2 separate regions of the Homo sapiens genome follow, and region 1 is linked to region 2. Evidence: read pairs that join two places in POLR2A ChIA-PET (ENCODE). Cell type or tissue: A673. All regions are shown on one strand. Links, peaks and the distances in the headings refer to the core of each region. The heading gives the core; the rest is flanking DNA.

Region 1 (7,479 bases), core at 825-5,824, 140 kb before region 2:
TTTAAGCACACTCTTTCATTGAGAAATCTATTCTTCACTGTTTACAGGTCAAACCATCTGTCTCCCTGCTTTCCACACCCTGTTGCTGCTGCAAGTTGTTGGTGAAACCGTGTAGATTAATGCTATTAAAAGTTATTATTTTCCATCTCAGCAGAGTCGGCAAGCTGTTAATAAACTTTTTCACAAGTCTGGTCAGCTTTCCATTCTCATTTTCAACTTTAACGGCTCTTCTCACAGCCCTTTCCCTATGTCCCTGCCCCCATCCTGCCTCCCTGCCTTCCATAATACCTAACTTGATGCCCTACTTGACTTCATGTTGTAACAGCCTCCGTCTTCCTTCTACTCCAGCCACTTGGACTCCTGTCTCGTCCTCAAACATGCCAACCTTTAAAAAAGTGGGTATATATCTACATATAGATATATAAAAATAATTTAGATAAACAGGTTTAAATAGTGCAAATATTTCATTGCCATAAATCACATCCTTCTAATCAAATTAAAAAGGTAATTCCCTTGAAATAAATATATTCAGAATATATGTACAAAGCAATACTATATGCAGCTTTTATTCCTCTGCCAGAATCTATAGTTCTGTATTAAACACTGAAGACATCATGTACCCTGAGAAGAATCTGAGCACAGCGGCTCGGGGATGTCGGAGGTGCTGCTGCTCCGAAGGACCTGCTGCTGCTGTCCCACTGTGAGATGGCCAGATCCGGCTGCAGGTGCATTTTCTGACTGTTGACACTCCTCCACTTCTGTGAGCATTAACAAAACATGCAAAGTTACAGTTCAAGTTTTTAAAAAACACATTCACCACTTAAAACAACCGATTTAAAAAATAAAGTTTCAAATGCTTTTCACAAATAATTTATAGTCAGATAATCTGCATTTAAATGATCAAGTTTCCTACACTTGCTAACCCCTAATATTCTACTCCAAGAGTACCTTTTCCACTTAAGTTCTATAAAGCCTTTTATTTTTCAATCAAAGTAAAGGAAAAAAAGCCACAATAAAAGGTTAAGAACTGTAAAAGTCATTTGACATTTCAGGGCCAGGCATGCCAAGGAAAGAGAGATTCAGGAGATGCACAGAATGGGTAATGTACATTTGAGAAGAACAGAAAACCACACACACACACACACACACACATACACCCTGAAGGAAGATGAAAGGAAATGTGGGAATTTCTACTGCATTATGCCTTTTTAACAGGTAAGTGCCCAACTGTCCAAAATAAAATGCTATAGTTATGTAATGGCTTATTTCATCAAATGCAATGCTGAATTATTCTCTAAAGTACAGAATGATCCACAGGTATTTGTAGAAAACCAATATATATGAGACATAAAATAGAAAACCATAGCTGGGTAGGGACCACAGGATAATCTCAGTATTATTACAAGCTATATTCCCCTATAGAATGAGTTCCCCCCAGCTCATTTCTAAACTGCACAGTACACTTTAATCTCTAAAGACCACCCAAGGCACTGGAATTATCACCCCACCCTCTCTTTCTAGAGTCACAGCTTCAGGGTTGCACCACCTTTTACGTAGGTTGTTTTAATAGCCTGCAAACTAATCACTAATCACTGTCCCTCTCTTCTTACCACCTTCATATTTATCCTCTCCATGGTCCATCTAAAATAAAGATCTGGCTGTGCCACTCCTCTTAAAACCCACCAAAGCCCTCTCTTGTTAGAGATTCGTCAAACATCCTAGTCAGGGTGAACACAGGCTTTCCTTGATCTCACGGGACATACTGATCCCCTTGCAAGGTACTCTAGCTCACTTTAGTCTCCAGTAGTACTAACCCAGTTGGCACCTGCTACTCTGTTCTTCCTGCTGTTCACTCCCCTATGCTAAACTCACACCTGCTCCCTCATCCCTCCTTACCATGCTGCCCTGGGAATATCCCCTACAGGACCTGCTCCCTGGCCCTGCATGCAAGCCCCATTGCTCTGTTTCTCACTAGATTCCACACTCACTGACGTAGTCATGAAACTTTACATCCACATAACTAGAATATTTTCCACAAATTTTAATTTGCTCATTACTACTACTAAGAAGAGGATAATCAAAACTCAGCCTGTATTATCTTAACTGGCTGGGTCACCTGGTTTGTCACCTGAAATGGAAACTCACTGTCAATGGGCCACCCTCTGTATAATCCTTTAATCTGAGTCATAAGGCAAACTGATGGCTCACCTTAAGCAAGAAGTATGTTGGAAGATTCTACATTTAATACAGAGGATTTCAACAAAAGGTTGCTATTTTTTCTATCCAAATGAAAATGCATTTTATAGTGTGCTGATATGGTTACAAGACCTCAAAACTATGAAATTTGTGTGATCCTTCACTTACAAAAATTTATCAATTTACTTTTTTTTTTTGCTCTGTTGCCAGGTTGGAGTGCAGTGGTGTGATCACAGCTCACTGCACACTCGACCCCCCTGGCTCAACTGATTCTCACACCTCACCCTCCTGAGTACCTGGGAGTTCTGGTGCACACCACTATACCCAAAAAATTTTTGTCTTTTCACAGAGATGGGGTTTTGCCATGTTGCCTAGGCTGGTCTCAAGTAGTCCGCCCACCTCGGCCTTCCAAAGTGCTGGGATTGCAGGCGTGGGCCATGGTGCCCAGCCCACAGTCTAACTTCAGATGCTGGTGGGAAACTGTTTGGAGTACAAGCAAAGATAGGCCAAGGTAGCAAGAAAAGACAGCTATGTTAAAGCCTCATGTTTCCCAGGTTGTCTTTGCCTTCCTCTTCTTTTGAACAGCCAAGAACTGTTCATTTTTCTACAGAGAAACACAAAGCATATGTGCACATTTTTAATCTACTTACACATCCCAAAGTACAGACTACGTCCTTCTCACAGATCTATTTCTAGTCTCTTCAGCCTTCAGCAACAGAAGCCAAATAACACCATAGGGCCAGCCCTTCCGGCTGTCTTCTCTAATTGTTTATTCTAATTATGCAAGATGTTGAAACCTTCTGGGAACAGTTTATATTTGTTAATGAATCTACTGGTTAATCCAGTATCAGAAGGGGGAGCCCAAGAGCTTCCTAACTTTCTAAACTATAATTGGCAAATGCCATTTTTTATGGATAGTGGGAAGAGTTAGTCTCTGAAGCCTGATGCCAAAAACAGATAGATGTTGGTTTCTGGGCTATGAGCAGGAGCAAATAAGAGCTGAGCCAACACTGGCAGCATCTTCCTAAAGATAAAGAACATCGCCATCTGGTGGGATGCAATATAGCCACAGCACCATTGCTTCCAAATTAGAGCGTCCCCACTGGTCCTCAACACAGCAGACGGACGGAGAGCCTGCCACCACCAGCTGGTCTGCCTTCCCAACAGGCTGGCCTAATGCAGCTTTTAAGGCTTTGTTTTTATAAAGCTGTCAGGAGGGACGTATCAGATGGAGAAAGTCCAAGCCTTCAGGAATAGCGGTCAGTAGCAGGGCAGGAGCACTCGTGATTTAGTGGGAAGGAAGGGGAGAGCCACGATGCTTAAGTGTGCTGTTGGGTTGTAGGTGCCCTGAGCTACCTACTCCTGTAGTTGACTATCAATTGAGATGGTGTGAAAAGAGAATTTTCAATTCTCCTTATCCCACAATTTAAATCCAATTTCCTGATTTGTAACAGTATATTTATTGGGATTTTCTCATATTTTATATTAAATACATGTTTTGTATAAATGAATACATGAATGACAGAAACAATTTCTTTATACTATTTTTCCTTTTTAAATAGTTCTTGGGCTCCCTCTGCTGGCATTTTATTTAAGAAAGAGCAATTTATGTTAAATCTGCTCTCATTCTGTGGGGTTAGCTGTTAGCAGTTGCTCTTTCATAACGAATGAAAATCATTTTAATAGTGATATGCAAATACCAAAAGACAGGATTATCTGATATTTAAAATGGAGAAAGAATTATATCAGTTACAATAAAATTATATAATACATCCTAGATCTATTGCATTTTCTATTTTGAATATCACACAATTTGTTTAAATCACTTCAAAGAGCTAAATTCTATCTTAGATTCACCAAATAATGTACTCTCTCTAAAGCCTAGTTAGTTCCAACTACCCAGATTTTAAAAGCACTAACTTTCTCGTCTCTTGACAGTGTAAGTTACACAATACCATTACTAAACTATTACTTTCTTTTTTTTTTTTTTTTTTGAGATGGAGTCTCGCTCTGTCGGCCAGGCTGGAGCACAATGGCGTGATCTTGACTCACTGCAAGCTCCACCTCCCAAGTTCATGGCATTCTCCTGCCTCAGCCTCCCAAGCAGCTGGGACTACAGGCACACAACTGGCTAGTTTTTTGTATTTTTAGTAAAGATGGGGTTTCACCGTGTTAGCCAGGGTGGTCTCGATCTCCTGACCTCATGATCCACCCGCCTTGGCCTCCCAAAGTATTGGGATTACAAAGTGAGCCACTGCGCCCGGCCTAAACTATTACTTTCTAAAGCTCCATTCGAAACACCGAAAAATGATCAAATAAGGATTACTTAATTTCATTTTTTTCCACTGAGAAAAGGCAGTGTGATCAAATTAAGTGTGTAAGCTCTTCAGTAACTTCTATTTTTTTTTCCAGATCTCTATTTTTCACAGCAATTTCACTCACTTTTTAAGTCTTCCTTACTCAGTCTTACATTTAGTAAGTGGAGTGAGGCTCATTCTTCAATAACCAAAATTCTGAGTTCCATTTATCCCTTATACAAGGTTGCATAAGCAAAATAAATAGTATAATTTCCTAATTTTTAAAACACCTTGCATGATACCAATCTGATCCTATAAAAAGCATAGGAAATGCATATCAGCTCAGCATCTTGAGGTTTCCCACAAGATCAAACTTCCCAAGGGTAAATCAGACCAGGTCCTGACAAAAAAGCACTTCCTAGAAGCACACAAACCAGATGCAGAAGCAGCGAGGCAAGGTTTGCCATACCATTCCAATATGCTTTTTTAGAATAAGGGGAGATTGTTGATCCTCTCATTACTACTATTACAATATTCCTAAAAGAAAAATAAAATCTACTATCTGTAAGTGCTACAGATTGATAAATGTTTTAACCTAAAAAGCAGTTAAAATTGTAGAACAGACCGGACGTGGTGGCTCACACCTGTAATTCCAGCACTTTGGGAGGCCGAGGTGGGTAGATCACAAGCTCAGGAATTCAAGACCAGCCTGGTCAACATGGTGAAACCCTATCTCTACTAAAAATACAAAAACTTAGCTGTGCATGGCATGCCTGTAATCCTGGCTACTCGGGAGGCTGAAGCAGGAGAATTGCTTGAACTGGGACCTGGGAGGCAGAGGTTGCAGTGGGCCAAGATCGCACCAGTGCACTCCAGCCTGAGGTACAAAGCAAGACTCTATCTCAAAAAAAAACAAACAAAAAACAAACAAACAAAAAAACTGTAGAACAGCTGGAAAGAACTGTTCTCACGAAGGGAAAAAAACAAATAAAAGAAAATCACAAAAAGTGCCAGTCCTACCTCCCCAACTGTGTTTCTTTATGTAGCTATTCATATTAATGGAAACAGGTGGTTGTGACTCCAAAATACAAACGTCACTTCTTCCTCCCAGAATATGAACAACCCACCCAAAATTCTGCTGCTGCCGCCAAATACAGTCCCCAAAAGATCAGAAAAACAAACAATCGTAGCTAAAAGTAAGTAATTGTCTATTGCTTATATTATTAAAACAATTTTGGTGGGTTTCTAAATCACATAGATTAGAAACAAAAACAAAAAAAGTTAAATGTAAACAAAATTAGCAATCATGTTAACTTAAATGTAAACAAAATTAGCAATCATTGATAGGGTAAGGAGCTTGTGCCAGAAAGTAAAATTAAGTGTCATATTATCTAGCAGTATGTTGGTGGGGTATGCCTACATACTTGGATTTAAATTGGAGGGCAAATTCAATACTCTAATGTGCCAACCAGTGGAGAATATACAATCTGCCCTTGGGTCAGTCTCTTGATAGGACAGTCATAAAGGACAATGGCAACATTTTAAGTAGTAAAGAACCAATGGCATCAGGCTAAGAAGCTCACTATCATAGTTGGAATGTCAGGTTGTTCTCAAAGTCACTATACTCTAAAGTTCTTTCACCCTTTGTGCTACAAAACCAAGAACAAAGATGGCAAAGGCAGGAAAACTGCAGACCGAGCCCAGGCCACTTGATTTCACTCTGACTTAGGATTTCTCAGCCTCGGCACAGCTGGTATTTTGGGCCAGACAATTCTTTGTTTGGGAGCTGTCCTGTGCATTGCAGACTATTCAGCAGCATCCCTGACTTCCATCCACAAGCTGCCACTAGCACTGTCCCACTTGTGACAATTAAAAATGTCTCCAGGCATTGTTGAAATTGTCCCCAATTGAGAATCACTGCTCTAAATCACATTTAACTTCAGTTGGAACTGTATACGTATATACAGGAACCAAGAGTCTTAGTAAAATAAAATGTAATATTGAATGAGAACAAAAGCTTCCAAAATTAAATTACTAATAGGAAGAGATTTCTTGTGGGAACATGTTCTGGACAAACTAGTGAAAAACTTAAGAGAAACAAAATATAGAAAAAAATGGACTGTGACATAAGAAAACTTTTCACCATGAAAAAAATTCTTTTGGGGTGTGTATTAGCCAAACAGGGGGTAAAATCATTTTAAATACTTTATTAATCATCTCCAAACAATAGCTTTTTTTGAAAACCAAATAATTGGGCAGTTAAAACTCAACAGTAATGTAATTGACTAGTGACCATTTTCCCATGTACCATTCTTACTGTTTTTCACCTTTAATAGTTACTGGAGAAAAAGAGTTTTCTAAGAAACATTATAGTCCTCGCTCTTGGTAAAACTTCTTCCCTTAAATTCTATAAAGTAATATGGTATTTACATAGCCATCAGAGAACGTAAGCTTTCATTTTGCTTTGCTAAAACACAGTATGACATAGTTTAGTACTACAGAAAGCCACAATTAGGTTATCTCCAATGTTAAAAAAAATACTAATCTTTGGGAGGCTGAGGCAGGTGGGTCACGAAGTCAGGAGTTCAAGACCTGCCTGGCCAACATGGTGAAACCTCATCTCTACTAAAAATACAAAAATTAGCCAGGTGTGATGGCACACACCTGTAGTCCTAGCTACTCGGGAGGCTGAGGCAGGAGAACTGCTTGAACCCGGGAAGCAGAGGTTGCAGTGAGCCGAGATCATGCCACTGCACTCCAGCCTGGGCAACAGAGAGAGATTCTGTCTCAAAAAAATCAAAAACAACAACAACAAAAAATACTAATCTACAACGCCAAATTTCTGAAAATAAAAAAGATCATGAAAATGATCTTTCTCTTTTAAGGAAGAAGATTCAGTTCATCCTAGAATCACTGAAAAATAAATAGACATAGGCCTAATTATTCAATATAGAGAAAGGTAAATCCTTCTGTTGAAGTAAGTAGG
Region 2 (7,479 bases), core at 1,125-6,124:
ATAAAGCAATACCTTTCATTGCAAGGAGGGAGTAAAATTGCTAGTGTGTATGTGGAGTAAAACAGAGTAACTCTATCAGTTAAGACTTTTATAGGATTACAGTGGCTCATGCCTGTAATCCCAGTGCTTTGGGAGGCCAAGGCAGGCGGATCACCTGTGGTCAGGAGTTCAAGACCAGTCTGGCCAGCATGGCAAAACCCCGTCTCTACTAAAAAAATACAAAAAAATTATCTGGGCATGGTGGCGTGCACTTGCAATCCCAGCTACTCAGGAGGCCGAGGCAGAATATCACTTGAACCCAAGAGAAAGAGGTTTCAGTGAGCCGAGATCATGCCACTGTACTCCAGCCTGGGTGACAGAGTGAGACTACATATCAGAAAAGAAAAAAAAGACTTAAAAAAAAATGTAACCCTGAAGAAGGCCAACTTAAGCTGCTGTAAGAGAGAAAAGGGAATGTATTAATTCATGCAACTGAGATGTCCAGGAAGGGAGTTGACTTTAGGGTGCAAGGCTGAGCTCCTACTGGGCCTTTCTGTAGCTGACTCACCCCTGGGCTCTTCCTATGGCAGGATGGCCAGGCAGTTCAGGGGCTCAAACAAGAAAACTGGGTTGACCTTCACTGGGCCCCTGCCAATCACTGTGGCAGGTGATGGAGAAAGACCAAGACACTTGTGAGTGGGTAGGGGACAAGATGTCCCTAAAGGAGAATTGGGGACTGTCACAAAATACAGTGAATGACTGGTGGGGAGCAAAAAGCCGCAAAAGGCCTCTGCAATAGGAGAACAAATGACAGGTCAAATCTGGCTCTTCACAAACTACTTAAATGCCGCCATTGGCTGTACTGAATGCCAAGAAAACACATTTTCTGATACCGGCTACCTCCAAGTTGGTGGGCTGGGGAGATTTTTGTGTGAGAAATGTTTTTAATTGTATCTTCTTGCTGAAGCATCTAAAACCTGCCAGAGAGGAGTGACAAACATTCAGTTACCCTGCCTGCTGCTTCCTCTTTTACACAAGTATATCATCACTTCATTTCAGGAAGGGCAAACACTTTTGTGTTAGAAAATTGCCTGATAAAAGGGCTTCCTCCATTCACTAACCTCTTGGCAGAATTGTGACCGCAGACCTATGGAAAGCATGCAGAGGAAGTGGCGTTTGAATGCCACCCTGCTTAAGGGTTTTCATGCACTCACAGAAAATCCCCAGACCAAAGCCCTAAGTCATCTCTACTTACCCAGAGACACAAACAGGCCTTTCCACTCTCCTTAATGCTAATGCTTTGGAAACACTGAAGCTTCCTGCAACACTTTTTGATCATTCACTTTCCAAAATCTGAATCAACACTTCTAAGGTAACAAAGGGCATCTGCGGGTTCTTTTTGGCTTTGGACAAAGTGCAACTTCAGCTACTAGTTTCAAAAAGAAAAGTTCTAGTGCTTTTTGCCTGAAATATGTAACTAAATGGTTGTTAAACCTACAGTAACTTATTAGAAAAATAGAAGTAAACCATTTATAGCAAAATAAATTCTGGAGATGGTAAGGAATGAAATGTAAAAACAAATCTTTTTTTAAAACTAGAAATACATGTGGGCAACTTTGTTTAAAAGCACAGTAAGTTACAGTCTGACGACAAACGAGAAAAATATTTGCAGTAGATGTGATAGACCACATGTGTCTATTTCTAGTGTATATCGACCTTAAACATCTTGATAAGAAAATCACCAAATTTCTAATAGAAAAATGGGCAAAGGTTTTAGTGATCTATTGTACTACATGGTGACCACAGTTAATAAAAATGTATAGTTTAAAATTGCTAAAAGAATAGGTTTTTAATGACCTCTCCATGCACAAAAAAATGCTAAGTTGTTGAGGTAATGGATATATTAATTAGCTTGAGTGAATCTTTCCAACAATGTACACGTAGATCAAAACATCACACGTACCCCAAAATTTACACACTTTTTTGTCAATTAAAAATAGATAAATAAATAATTTTAAAATAGGCAAAGGATATAAACAAAAAAAATTGATGGAAGAAATACAGAATAAATCTAACCAGCAATGAATTACAAATTAAACAAAATTGGGATACTATTTTTTCCCATCAAATTAGCAAAGGGCTTTAAAATTAATAGTTGAATGAGATGCTGATATAATACTAATCCAAATATAAATTGGAACAGCCTTTCTAATAAGAAATTCAAATAAATCTGTATCCATTGTCCCTATAATTTTCTATGTAGGAACTATCCTAAGGAAGTATTTTTAAATTTTTTAAAATTTGAAAAAATTGAAATATATGCATATTTCATCACAACATTATTTATATGCAGATATCACAGCACTGCTTAATGATATCAAAAATTATAACTAACTTAAGTGTGTAATAAGAAAATAAGATTATAGAATATTCATTCTTTGGAATATCATGCATGCAGCCACTAAAATTATTTATGACTCTTATCAAGACAAGGGAAATGTTAATATCATAATGTTAGATTTAAAAAGAAAGAAGAGAAAATTGTATGTACAATATGATACAGATTTTACAACTTCATCAGCACATGAATGCATCTATAATTCTACATAATGCAGAGGAAAGAAAACACAACCCCAAAATATATACCTGGATTTTATGCAGGCAATGATTTTTATTTATTTTCAAGGCTGTGGAATCACTACATGAGCATGTATTACTTTTGATAACTAGGAAAAAAATCATTTAAGGTAAAACATATGAGAACTTAAATAGAATTCTCTTTTAAAAAACAAAATAAGTATAAGGGTAAAGCTTGGTAACTTACTACCGTCCTAGATCTTTGAGTTCTTTGTTAAAATATCTTCCTTTTCAAGCCTGTACAGGTCCGTAAAGAAAATGAAACTTTCAATCAGCTTAATAGAGAAGTTAGGTGGACACTAAGATTCATATTAACACCTGCTGACAGGAGGTGTCATGACTAACTTCCAACAGGGTAATTAGTGTCTCCACCTCCTTAATAAGTGCCCCTGTAGTATATGCTGATCAAGCATAACCAGATCATCCTAAACTACAGGAGCACCATATGGTTATGCCGCATTCACTCTTTTTCTAGGGGAGTTAAGGAGTTCACCGGCACTAAGGCTGTCCGGGGTGGCTCTTTAGTTCTCCCTCAAGTGGGTTTACTACCATGAGCGCCTATCAAGGATCTAAGCTGTGTGTCCCTATGACAGCTTAGCTAGGCTGGACCAGGGTCTTAGAGAGAATCAAACTCTTGTTTCTAAAATTTAGGGAGTGGGGAGGTAGGCAAGATCAAATGCTGTGGCCTGTCCCCAGAGGGCTATGACATATGAGAGAAAACGTGGGATTAGAAGTGGCCCATTCCATCAGAGACAGAGAGAGCCTAAGGTGTTTGTTCATGTGCAATTGGACGACCCCCCTTTTCCCAGTGTGTCTTATCTGGGATTCTCCCCAAAGACAGACCCTGAGAGAGATTCAGATGCAAGTAATTGATTTGGAAGATGATTGCAGGAAGCACAGTGAAGAATGGGAAACTGACCAGGGAAGCCCTACATAAGATGTGTCAGTGAGCAGGTTGTCCCGTGGGCAACAGGAGCTCTATCCCACTGGAGACCCTCAAGGAACTGTGTGGAACACAACTCATTATTGCCCTCCTGAGGGGCAGGGAAGCTGGGATATTTATCCACCAATTCCTTCCCTCAGTGGCTGAAGTTTGTGCCCTGTGCATTAAATCCAACTTCCTGGCACTTACAAACTGCCCCATGCTGGGTAATCACCTTCCATGCCAGAAAATGCCCTTGGGCACAAAGGTGCCGGAAGCTATTTCAGGAAGCTGTGGGTGGCACTGTAGGGGACTGTCTGCAGTGGATGCTGGGGGAGACATGTAGCATCTGTTACTTCAGGCTACTTGAGAGTGCTTCCCCTGTGACCTGCCCCCCTGGTTTTCTCCCTCGGGTACATCATGTATTATGTACTCTTGGAGAGTGATTCTGTAGCTTTATTAATCCACCCATTGACTAACCCATTCAACTATTTTGATTGAGAAGGATGAGAGAGGTATGAGAAGGAAAAAATAATGCAGGGTCCTATCTGAAAGTGTTAGAGAATCGGAAAGCGAGCGAGACTTCAAGATGTTACCATGTGAATAGTTTGAAAATCTGCTTTCATATAGCAAATTGAAATGAAGAGACTGATCATGTAGAGAATAGACAAACAGAAATGTATCAGAAGTGCAACAGAATTTAAGTTATGCAAATCCACTTATATCAAATCATGTCTTAAATGTATAGGGAGATGGTATTTAGTGAAAGAGTCAGCTTATTTGTTTCTATTTTTATTGTTTTTGAGACAGGGTCTCACTCTGTCCCCAGGCAGGAGTGTAGTGGCATAATCATGGCTCACTGTAGCCTCAACCTCCCAGGCTCAAGTGATCCTCCTATCTCAGCCTCCCAAGTAGCTAGGACCACAGGCGTGTGCCACTACACCTGGTTAATTTTTTATTTTTATTTTTTGTAGAGATGGGGTCTTGCTATGCTTCCCAGGCTGGTCTTGAATTCCCGGGCTGAAGCACTCCCCCTTACCTCTGCCTCCCAAAGTGCTGGGATTCCAGGTGTGAGCCACTGCACCCGGCTTTCCCATGGATGTTTCTGGTCTAGAACAATTATTACTATGTGTCTTGCTAAATGATAGTTTTCCAATTGCATCATTCCTTCTACATTTATTAATTGGGATTCTGTTGCCTTCCCTCTCCCGTTTATTTATTTATTCAATTATTTATTTGTATCAGTATGGACTCATAGGAATTTATTTTATTTTATGGGTTTTGATCCATTGTCATCATTATTTATGTTGTCACTCAAAATGTTCCACACCAAAGAGCCAGGTTTTGTCTTTTTTTTTTTTTTTTTTTTTTAAGAGGCAGGATCTCTCTATGTTGCCCAGGCTGGAGTGCAGTGGCTCTTCACAGATGCAATCCCACTCCTGATCAGCACATGAGTTTTTTCCTGTTCCATATCTGACCTGGGCCAGTTCACTCCTCCTTAGGCAACCTGATGGTCCCACACTCCCAGGAGGTCACCATATCAATGCCACACTTAGTGCAGACACCCGATCAACATATTGCACTATAGCCCAGAATTCCTGGGCTCAAGCGATCCTCCTGTCTCAGCGTCTTGAGTAGCTGGGACTATAGGTATGCACCAGTGCACTTGGCAGAGTTAGGTTTTAAAAGTGTATTTGCCACAAAGCCTTCTTATTAGGCCCTAGAAGCTGTGTGCTTTCCTGGCCCTTTTCCTACAAAGGCTCCACCCTGAAGCCAGTAATCCAATTAAGAAACTGGCAAATGAAAAACCTTACAACTACTGGATCTTCTGTCTGTCTGTCTGTCTGTCTATTTATGTGTTGTGTGTGTGATATTTATATATAAAAGAGCTCTAATTGGCTTAGAAAAAATAAGCGCTTATATCATATTTTGTCAGAAAAATAGAAACTTTAATGCCTCTTATTCACATGACTTTAGTAACCTGGAAATAAAGACAGTTTTAAAGATTATTGGTAAAATTAAAATGTCTTCAAAATGTAGACATTTGGTCTAAATTAAAGTCAAACATCAGATTTGCCTCATCTCTCAACTTATACAAAAATCAACTCAAGATGGAGCAAAGACTTAAATCTAAGACCTAAAACCATAAAAATTCTAGAAGATAACATCAGAAAAACCCTTCTAGACATTGGCTTAGGCAAAGACTTCATGACCAAGAACCCAAAAGCAAATGCAACAAAAACAAAGATAAATAGATGGGACTTAATTAAACTAAAAAGCTTCTGCACAGCAAAAGAAATAATCAGCAGAGTTAACAGACAACCTACAGAGTGGGAGGAAATCTTCACAATCTATACATCCAACAAAGGACTAATGCCCAGAATCTACAAAGAACTCAAACAAATCAGCAAGAAAAAAACAAACAATCCCATCCAAATGTGGGCTAAGTATATGAATAGACAATTCTCAAAAGAAGATACAAATGGCCAACAAGCATATGGAAAAATGCTCAACATCACTAATGATCAGGAAAATGCAAATCCAAACTACAATGTGACACCACCTTACTCTTGCAAGAATGGCCATAATCAAAAAATTTTAAAAAAATAGATGTTGGTGTAGACTTGGTGAAAAGGGCACACTTTTACACTGTTGGTGGGAATGTAATAAACTAGTACAACCACTGTGAAAAACACTGTGGAGATTCCTTAAAGAACTAAAATTAGAACTACCATTTGATCCAGCAATTCCACTCCTGGGTATCTACCCAGAGGAAAAGAAGTCATTATATGAAAAAGATACTTGCACACTCATGTTTATAGCAGCACAATTTGCAATTGCAAAAATATGGAACCAGCCCAAATGCCCATCAATCAACAAATGAACAAAGAAAATACTACTTGGCCATAAAAACGAAGGAAATAATGCAACCTGGATGGAATTGGAGACTATTATTCTAAGTGAAGTAACTCAGGAATGGAGAAACCAAACATCGTATGTTCTCACTCATAAGTGGGAGCTAAGCTATGAGGACGCAAAGGCATAAGAGTGATACAATGGACTTTGGAGACGCAGGGTAAAGGGTGGGAGGGGGGTGAAGGATAAAAGACTACACATTGGGTACAGTGTACACTGCTCGGGTGATGGGTGCACCAAAATCTCAGAAATCACTTCTGAAGAACTTATTCATGTAACCAAACACCACCTGCTCCCCATAAACTTATTGAACTTTTTTAAAAGTATATTTGCCACAAAAAAGCTGTGTGACATATTTCCAAGTTTCCTGTGGTTTACACAAAGAAGCAAGTCTCTTGAAACATTGACATAAAATGGCACTAGGATTGTCCTGGCAGTGTAAGTTATCAGACAGAACAATTATATGCTTTCAAATCCAAGAGCAAGATTTGGCAGGAATAAGTTAAAAGTTATATACGAACTCTTTTTTGTTTGCATAATTCCCTCTGTGCTTCTCCTGCCTTTGACAGTGAAGCTCCGGCCCAGTCAGAGCATTGGCTTAGCAGAAGTCATAAACAGTTCCCAAGCTGCTACTTAATGTACAGGGCTTTGGGGTATTGAGAGGTGATTGTGGTATGGAACCTAGCGTGACCTGGATTGGGAGAGGGAATTTTACGTGCAGTGTCCTCCCGGGAAGACAACAGTTAAGTGTAGCATGTTACACTGTGTTGGATGAAACCCAAATCCAGTCTGTGGTTTGACAGTTTCAGAGTAACCTACAATGTGTGGCAATATGCTGAAATTACTTTTCAGGACAGAAAGCTGGCCTGAGAAAGAGACTCTGGGCTCCAAACTGCTTGTCACAGGAAAATAATAAATTTGGACAACATGCAAAGTTCAAATCACCTGGGTATGATATAGGGGACAGGGCAGGACCAGGAAGATCACATTCAGAGTGCTTTCGACAATGGGCTCCAGAATCACAA

What was found. Peaks named below come from ENCODE experiments on the same cell type or tissue, not always from the same donor. Only the 100,000 strongest peaks of a DNase experiment are listed, where the experiment ranks them.
Region 1: POLR2A ChIA-PET joins it to region 2 with 5 read pairs; 2 of 35 experiments call an interaction of 5 or more read pairs at or near these places.

What each region holds. Positions count from the first base shown.
Region 1 is chr20:20,590,557-20,598,035 of GRCh38, forward strand. RALGAPA2 (Ral GTPase activating protein catalytic subunit alpha 2) reads right to left here. Exons shown (of 40, transcript NM_020343.4): 17 at 621-758. Among named protein-coding and RNA genes, the nearest start is that of RALGAPA2, 120 kb to the right of the region's middle. In A673, for the core only: CTCF peaks have their summits at 3,215 (motif pointing left) and 3,822 (motif pointing left); DNase peaks (open chromatin) are centred at 3,225 and 3,765.
Region 2 is chr20:20,733,523-20,741,001 of GRCh38, forward strand. All of the region lies in intron 1 of LOC105372555 (a long non-coding RNA gene), which reads left to right. It also overlaps the pseudogene RN7SL607P. Among named protein-coding and RNA genes, the nearest start is that of RALGAPA2, 25 kb to the left of the region's middle. In A673, for the core only: no CTCF peak of the experiment used is centred there; DNase peaks (open chromatin) are centred at 3,859 and 5,289; H3K4me3 peaks cover 419 bases; H3K27ac peaks cover 3,926 bases.